3 separate regions of the Homo sapiens genome follow, and regions 2 and 3 are each linked to region 1. Evidence: chromatin loops called from intact Hi-C (ENCODE). Cell type or tissue: OCI-LY7. All regions are shown on one strand.

Region 1 (2,500 bases):
AACCGAATGGGAGGCTGGCCCTCTGTAATAATTAGGGCTAATTACTGAGGAGGTGTTGACAGACGGGCTGAGAGGAAACAAACTACCTTTATCCCGTGGCTTAGAGTCAGATTACCAGCCCGGTGCTATCTGCCCCTCAGAAAGTAGACGCTTCAATCACTCAGCGAGGCTTCAAAGGGGAACAGGGCCTGACAATGCACGGGATTTGGAAAGGAGCTATGAAGTGCGCCTTTGACTCCGAATCGCCAAACGGAGCCCCATTCCAGAAATGGTTTCTTTGTGAAGTTTGAGTTAGTGCTGGTAGACCTGTTTCCCGTGCTCAGGACAGGGAGCTGGCTGCAGTGGGAGTGGGCAGGTGGGGGCCATGGCCAGGGCTGTGGCTGCTGTGTGGCCAGCTTGAGCTGCTTAGGTCCTTCCCAGGCCAGGTGACACTAGCAGAGTCCTGGTATCTCCAGTAGCTGGCCCTGGTAGCCGTGGGTCCAAACAGGGAGGTGCAGCATGTTTTCCTTGCCCAGGGAGGGTTTCTGGTCCTTTGTGGCCGTGAGTGGCAGGTAACAGGATAGGGACCTCACCATCTGAGCAGGCTCATCCCTTCCTGTTTGCAGCTAGAGTGCAGCTTTTCTGCAGCCCTCCCTGGCAGGTCTGGCCTCCCTTGAAGGGGGATGTGTCCTTGGCATTATTTATGGCAGGACCACCTCTTGGGGGCCTGGGCATTACTCACCAGGCTGCTCCCACCCCCGTCCTGGGCTGAGAGCCAAGGCCATGGAAGCAATCCTGGCCCCCGAGGCCTTGGTGGGCAGACATCAGTGACTGAGAAGGGTTGTTGGGGGCTAGTCTCTGACTGCCCCCACTGACTCCCCGCTGATCTCCCTGCATTTCAGAGATGGGGAAGGGTGTATCTAGACCTCAGTTTCCTGGTTTGAAGCAGCAGCACTGAGATGTGTGCCAGTGAACTGACTGGGATAGCCCAGGGCTCTGTGTCTGATGCAGCTTCTTGGAGTGGTGTGTGTGAGGCTTTTTGGGAGATCAGGGTCGCTGGCTGAGGCTGCAATGCAGCGGACAGTTCTGAGATTCTGGGCCTTACTGCTGCTGTCTTCCTCACCAGGAAGGCAGGGGATGACACTGAGGTCTCTGCTCAGGACAGGCCTGTCCAGGGAGTGCCTTTCTGGTTCCAGGTGTAGCCTGGGAGGTGCCTGATGAGCAGGAGGTGGGAGGGAGCCCATTCACCAGCCACCTGTGTGCCTGCCTCAGGCCTCATGGCCTTGGCTTCATGTTCTTGCTGGCCTGGAGGACCAGCCAATTCAACATCTTCATGCTAGAACGGCTGTGCTACTTCATAGAGAAATTAGGTGGGCTGGGCTGGTGAAGCGCAACAGTGGTTAGATCAGTGCTCTTTCTGTCCCCAGCTGGCTGGGGACACCTTCTGGAAGTAACGATGGTCATAAAAGTCATCAGCTCATTTGCTTAACCGAATAACTACTAGCTTGTACCAGGGGGCACTGTTGATGAATTTATATTAGGGCAAAAATAAGATAGTAAATTATTTGGAATGGGAAAAGCGTGTAAAAGTTGACATTAAGTCTGTTTTGTTTGTTTATTTTAGAGGCAGGTCTCTTTAGGCTAGGCTGCAGTGCAGTAGTGTGATCATAGCTCACTGCAGCCTTAACCTCCTGGGCTCAAGTGATCCTCTCCTCCTGCTTCAGCCACCAACATAGCTGGGACTATCATGGCGGGCACCACCATAACTGGCCGATTTTTTTAAATTATTTGTTTGTAGAGATGGGGGTCTTGCTATGTTGCCCAGGCTCATTAAGTCTGTTTAAGTCACCTTGAGTAGAGATAGAAATTGACTCCAAAGCCAGAAACAGGAATTGAAGTTTCATAATACATTAGTGTAAATTAAATACCATTAACTGTAACACAAGAAAAAATAGCACAAGAATCTTGTACAATATATTTTATTTGAAACATAACCTGTGAGACTGTGGCCAAGAGCAGTGGTTGAGTGTGAACCTTGTGCACGGACGCATTTCTGAGCCCTTTTTCCTGTCAGCATCTTGCTCTGCGCATGACTAATGGACTAGGATTGATGCATTGTTAGTGACCAAAGTCCAGGCTTCATCCAGGGTTCCTGAATTTGCCCTAATGTCCTTTTCTGTTGCAGAATCCCATCCAGAACCCCACACTGCGTTTGCTCTCCTGTCTCCCCAGGCTCCTCTGGCCAGGACAACTTCTTAGACTTTTCTTGTTGTTGATAACCTTAAGTTTTGAGGAGCACTGGTCAGGCTCTTGTAAAATGTTCCTCCACCGGGATTTGTTGTGTTCTTCTCACGATTAGACTGAGCTTAAGGGTTTTGGGAAGAAAAGCACAAAGGTTGAATGCCATTCCTGGATGGATTTTCTTTTTCTTTCTTTCTTTTTTTTTTTTTGAGACGGAGTTTCGCTTCTTCGCCTAGGCTGGAGTGCAATGGCACGATCTCGGCTCACTGCAATCTCTGCC
Region 2 (2,500 bases), 110 kb after region 1:
CTGCAAAGGTCTCCCTCCCTCCTCTACCTCCCTGTTGGGGGTCAGCCGGGGTGGGGGTACGGTGGCTCTCAGCTGGTTTCCAGATGGGCTTTGTGGAAGGGGCGCCCAGAGCGGGGAGGCCAGACACCCAAGCAAGGGTCCTGGCCCGTGTCAACGGGGCCACCACAGTGCCACTGTCTCTGGTCTCTCCTCTAGACCTGGCTCCCATCTCTGTCTCGGTCCCCATCTCTGTCACATGCAGCCCCCCTTCCCCACCCGTTGGCAGGGTGGGTGGGGGTGGGACCTGGTGATTTATCACCTTCAGCCTGTCTTCCATCGGAAACACAGGGGGTGGGCGCAGACGCTGCGCTGAGCTATGGGCCCCCAGGGCCCCGCCACCCACCCCAATGTTGTTGCTCCGTCTGGGCAGGGGGTGCAGTCCCCCCCACGTGGCCAGGACTTCAGCTCCCCAGACCTTCCCAGGACCTCCTCCACGGGGCCCCATTAATGCCTCGGCTAGTCGGGGGTCAGCCCAGCTCTGAAGCTGAGGCTAGGGCCACCCCAGGCTGGAGGGGGCCCACGAAGGACCCCACAGGCAACTCTCTCCAGGCGGGGCCAGAGGTGACAGAGCCTCTTTTCCTGCATCATTGATGGCCCATGGACCCGGCATCCCTGGCAGAGGCCATGGAGTCCAGGCCTTCAGGTCGCCCGCCCCTCCCCCGCGGCGGTGTGCACAGCCCGGGGCCCAATAAGTGTTTACCGAGCAAACACCAGCGGGAGGGGGACAGCGCACCTGGGTTGACCCCCACCCCACGCCCAGCGGAAGAAGTCCCTTATCTTCCCGGCTGACAGGCTGTCAGTGCACCAGGGCAGGGGCGGGGGCTACGCTCATCCCGCCCCGTCTGTCAGCCGCCACGCGGCGACACCCTCCCCGCCCTCACTAGGGGCAGCCTGCCCGTCCCACTCGGTGCAGCTCGCCGCCAGCCTGGACAACCCAGCGCCCCCGCTCCAGGCCTTCGTTTCTCCGCGGACCCCAGCTGTCTGCACCCACAGTGCCCACCTCTTTCCGCGCTCCCCCCTTAGCCAGCGTTTTCTGCAGACCGCGAGCGCCCTCTGGTGCCTGCCTAGGGTTGCTCGCCCATGGGGAGGACACGACTAGGCCCTCGCCCTGGGAGCTTCCTGGCCGGTCTGTGAAACCGGCGGGTGCGGCCTGAGCTGTGAGCCTCGCGGCCCAGCCCTCACTGACCACCACTGGCCATCACAGACTGGGTTGGAGAGGCTGCCGCTGACACGGCGTTTGTCTTGGCCTTTGCGGGACAAGACAGATGACCATCTTGCAGGGCCTCACTCACTCGCTCGCTCACTCACTAGCTGGCTGTGTATAGGCCCAAGATGTGGCTTGAACCCCAGATGGGTCTTGGGGACACAGGCCTGGACACTGTCCTGCACTATGTGTCAGGCCAGGGCAGGCCTAGGAAGCTCTGTGAGAATGGGCTTGGGAGGGGCCTCTAAGATTGAGGAGTAGCCACAGCGGGAAGGGCGTGCCCCGTGGAGGGACTGGCGCGGGCAAAGGCATGGAGGGCCTGGCCCATGGGGGAGGGTGCACCAGGGCTGGGCCTTGACCTAAGGCTGAGATCCCAGGAGCCCAGGGAGGTGGGGTGGGCAATGGTGGTGAGAGGGCCCTTGGGCTGCAGGGCAAGGAGCCCTGAATCAGCTAGCCTGGGACTGGAGGTGCGGGGTCCAGGCAGGGCTTGGAGACGGGACCCCCAACCTGTTCCTGCCTAGAAGGAAGAGTCTGAGGTCACAGAGGGGCCCAGCTCATCAGTGGGGAGGGGGTCCTGGGGCAGGTGTGTTGTCTGTGAAATGAAGGACAATGCTGGGATCAAGGTGGTGCCCAGATCTGCAGGGAGGGTGTGCCTTTCTCCCGTCCCCACAGGGCCATTCAGGTATACTGAACTGGGACTACTCACTTCCCCACACCCCTTGGAGGCTGAGGCCCCAGGGTCAGTGTGTGGAGGGTCAGCTCAGAGTCAGGCATGGGGACTGGGGGCTCCCAGGCAGCCAAGGAAGGTCAGCCAGCGAGGGAAGCCCTGTGCCTTCCACAGTCAGTACCTTGGCACGAACCAGTCTAAACCACGGAGAGCCGGCAAGAGGAGGGATTGTGGAGGAATCATAGGGTTCGGCTGCCCCGCCGACCAGCAGGCAGGAAGTTCTTCCTTAGGTCTAACCACACAGTGATTCCAGTAGCTTTCCTCAACAGGAGTCCCTCTGCCTCTGCAGCTCCTGCCCTTCAGGGCCCCCCCTGCCACCCCCTGAGCGACACACTGGCCCAGGAGACCTCAAGCCTTGCAAGCAGTGGGCTGCCCACTCCCCCTATCTCCTGCTGGGGCCTTTTCCCACAGACCAGAGGAGCGTCCTTCTCTTGGCTGGGGGCCACCTAAGACCCTGGGCCACTTTCTCCTGGGCTGTACATTTGCACCCCAAAGACCTCAGTGAGGCAGAGAAGGGATGCAAGAGGCCT
Region 3 (2,500 bases), 68 kb before region 1:
ATCACAAGTGATGACATCTTCTGGCTGAAGGAATCCCCTGGAAAAACGTAAGGCCTGCGCGTGCTTGGTGGGGTCCTCTTTTTGTTCACCAGAGTGAGCACTGGACCCTTAGAGCCTGTGCTGGTGCTGGGCTCCTGGGGCTTTCTTTCCGGTTTACCCAAAAGAAGGAAAAAAGGCCTGTTATTTGTGGCCAGGTGTGGTGGCTCATGCTTGTTAGCCTAGCACTTTGGGAGACTGAGCGGGAGGATTGCTTGAGGCCAGGAGTTCGAGATCAGCATCAGCCTGGGCAATATAGTGAGACCTCTACTCTACAAAAATCTGTTTTGGTTTTTTTTTTGGCTTTTTTTTTTAGGTGAATTCTCACTCTGTCCCCCAAACTGAATTGCAATGGCCCAATCTTGGCTCACTGCAATCCCTGCCTCCCAGGTTCAAGTGATTCTCCTGCTTCAGCCTCCAAAGTAGCTGAAATTACAGGCGCCCACCACCACATCTGGCTAATTTTTGTATTTTTAGTAGAAATGGGGTTTCACCATCTTGGTCAGGCTGGTCTTGAACTCCTGACCTCAGGTGATCCGCCCACCTCGTCCTCCTAAAGTGCTGGGATTACAAGCGTGAGCCACCACACCCAGCCTACAAAAATCTGAAAATATTAACCGAGCATAGTACTGTGCACCTGTAGTCCCAGCTACTTGGGAGGCTTTAGGTGGGAGGATTGCTTGAGCCCAGGAGGTTGAGGCTGCAGTGAGCTGTGATTGCACCACTGCGCTCAGCCTGGGAGAGTGAGACCTTGTCTCAAAACTAAACAATAAACCTGTGACTTGTGCCCCTCTGCAGGGCTGTTGATTTACTCTGTCCTGTGGCTGCCTTGGAGGTAATAACAATAACAGGACTGCCATATAAATGGAGTCAGCTGTTTGTTATCTAGGTCAGTGGTTGTCAAATGGGGTTCCCAGGAGCCCTGGGGTTCCAGTGGGTCCCCTCAAGGACATCAGGGAGAACATTAAGGAGGGGAGAGCCAGCAATCCCTATCCCAGCCCTCATCTAACACCCTCACTGTCTTCTGATTTGTACATTGGGTTTCCCTGAAATCTAGCAAAGACTCCAAAGGCCTCAGAAACAACATCTTGATTGTGGAAGGGAGGCTAGCAGCGTGCAAGTGGCTCTCACTCCCCATGGGAGCAGGTGCAGAGTCACTAAGTGCATTCCGATGCCCACAGAGTGGGCCATCCCGAGGTCCCAGGTCCAGGCAGCTCCTGCCTGTGGGGTGTGGAGACTTCATGTTGGCAGGGAGCAGAGAGACCACCAGAGGGCGGCAGAGGCTTGGTCAATAGCAGTCTCGAGCCTTCCCCAGGAGAAAATATCAGTGGAAAAGGGTCCCACTTCTGTGTGTGCCCGAATGTGCATGGTGTGCGTGCAGATGTGTGTGGTGTGTGTGTGTGAATGGTGTGTGTGGTGTGTGTGTGAGTGGTGTGTGTGTGTGGTGTGTGAGTGGTGTGTGTGTGTGAAGGGTGTGGGTGTGTGGTGTGTGTGTGTGTGAGTGGTGTGTGTGAGTGGTGTGTGTGTGGTGTGTGTGTGAAGGGTGTGGGTGTGTGTGGTGTGTGGTGTGTGTGTGAGTGGTGTGTGTGAGTGGTGTGTGTGTGGTGTGTGTGGTGTGTGTGTGTGAAGGGTGTGGGTGTGTGTGGTGTGTGTGTGAGTGGTGTGTGTGCGTGGTGTGTGTGGTGTGTGTGAGCAGTGTGTGTGAGTAGTGTGTGTGAGTGGTGTGTGTGTGAATGGTGTGTGTATGTGAGTGGTGTGTGAGTGGTGTGTGTGGTGTGTGTGTGTGAGTGGTGTGTGTGGTGTGTGTGTGTGGTGTGTGTATGTGAGTAGTGTGTGAGTGGTTATGTGTGTGTGTGGTGTGTGTGTGTGAGTGGTGTGTGTGTGTGTGAGTGGTGTGTCACATGCTCTGCTTGTCATTGTTTCACACTTCACGGGGCATCTTTGTGTGGGGTCAGGACTGGATTCCCTTGAATGGATGTGGTATAGTTCCTTTGACCTTTCTCTTGTTAATGAGCATCTCAGTAGTTTCTCTTCTTCATCATTATCAATGCTGCAGTGAAAACCTTGGAGGTGCATCTGTTTACCATCAGAAGTGCTTCTGACACATTTTCCCAATTATTCATTGTGATAAAACAGACATAGTATAAAATTTACCACTTTAACCTTTTTTTTTTTTTTTTTTGAAACAGAGTCTCACTCTGTTGCCCAGGCTGGAGTGCAGTGGTGCGATCTCGGCTCACTGCAACCTCTGCCTCCCGGGTTCAAGCGATTCTCCTGTCTCAGCCCTCTGAGTAGCCGGGACTACAGGTGTCTGCCACCACACCCCGCTAATTTTTTGTGTTTTTAGTGGAGATGGGGTTTCACCATGTTGGCCAGGCTGGTCTCAAACTCCTGACCTCAGGTGATCCACCTGCCTTGGCCTTCCAAAGTGCTGGGATTACAGGGGTGAGCCACCACGCCCAGC

Evidence for each region. A loop is a pair of places that touch in the nucleus more often than their neighbours do. Peaks named below come from ENCODE experiments on the same cell type or tissue, not always from the same donor. Only the 100,000 strongest peaks of a DNase experiment are listed, where the experiment ranks them.
Region 2: a loop joins it to region 1, with 2.3 times the contacts of the local background. A loop is called at or near these places in 18 of 110 quality-filtered maps.
Region 3: it touches region 1 in a loop (2.6-fold over the local background); 9 of 110 quality-filtered maps call a loop at or near these places.

What each region holds. Positions count from the first base shown.
Region 1 is chr22:19,840,739-19,843,238 of GRCh38, reverse strand. The region is part of intron 2 of GNB1L (G protein subunit beta 1 like); the gene reads left to right. Among named protein-coding and RNA genes, the nearest start is that of GNB1L, 13 kb to the left of the region's middle. In OCI-LY7, CTCF peaks have their summits at 1,294 and 1,494; a DNase peak (open chromatin) is centred at 1,378; H3K27ac peaks cover 1,405 bases.
Region 2 is chr22:19,729,413-19,731,912 of GRCh38, reverse strand. The region is part of intron 1 of LOC105372861 (a long non-coding RNA gene); the gene reads right to left. Among named protein-coding and RNA genes, the nearest start is that of GP1BB, 7.1 kb to the right of the region's middle. RefSeq lists an enhancer at 993-1,287. In OCI-LY7, CTCF peaks have their summits at 881 and 1,085 (motif pointing left); a DNase peak (open chromatin) is centred at 1,112; H3K4me3 peaks cover 762 bases.
Region 3 is chr22:19,908,924-19,911,423 of GRCh38, reverse strand. TXNRD2 (thioredoxin reductase 2) reads left to right here. Exons shown (of 18, transcript NM_006440.5): 8 at 1-47. Among named protein-coding and RNA genes, the nearest start is that of COMT, 32 kb to the left of the region's middle. In OCI-LY7, CTCF peaks have their summits at 1,071 and 1,305 (motif pointing right); DNase peaks (open chromatin) are centred at 1,323 and 1,983.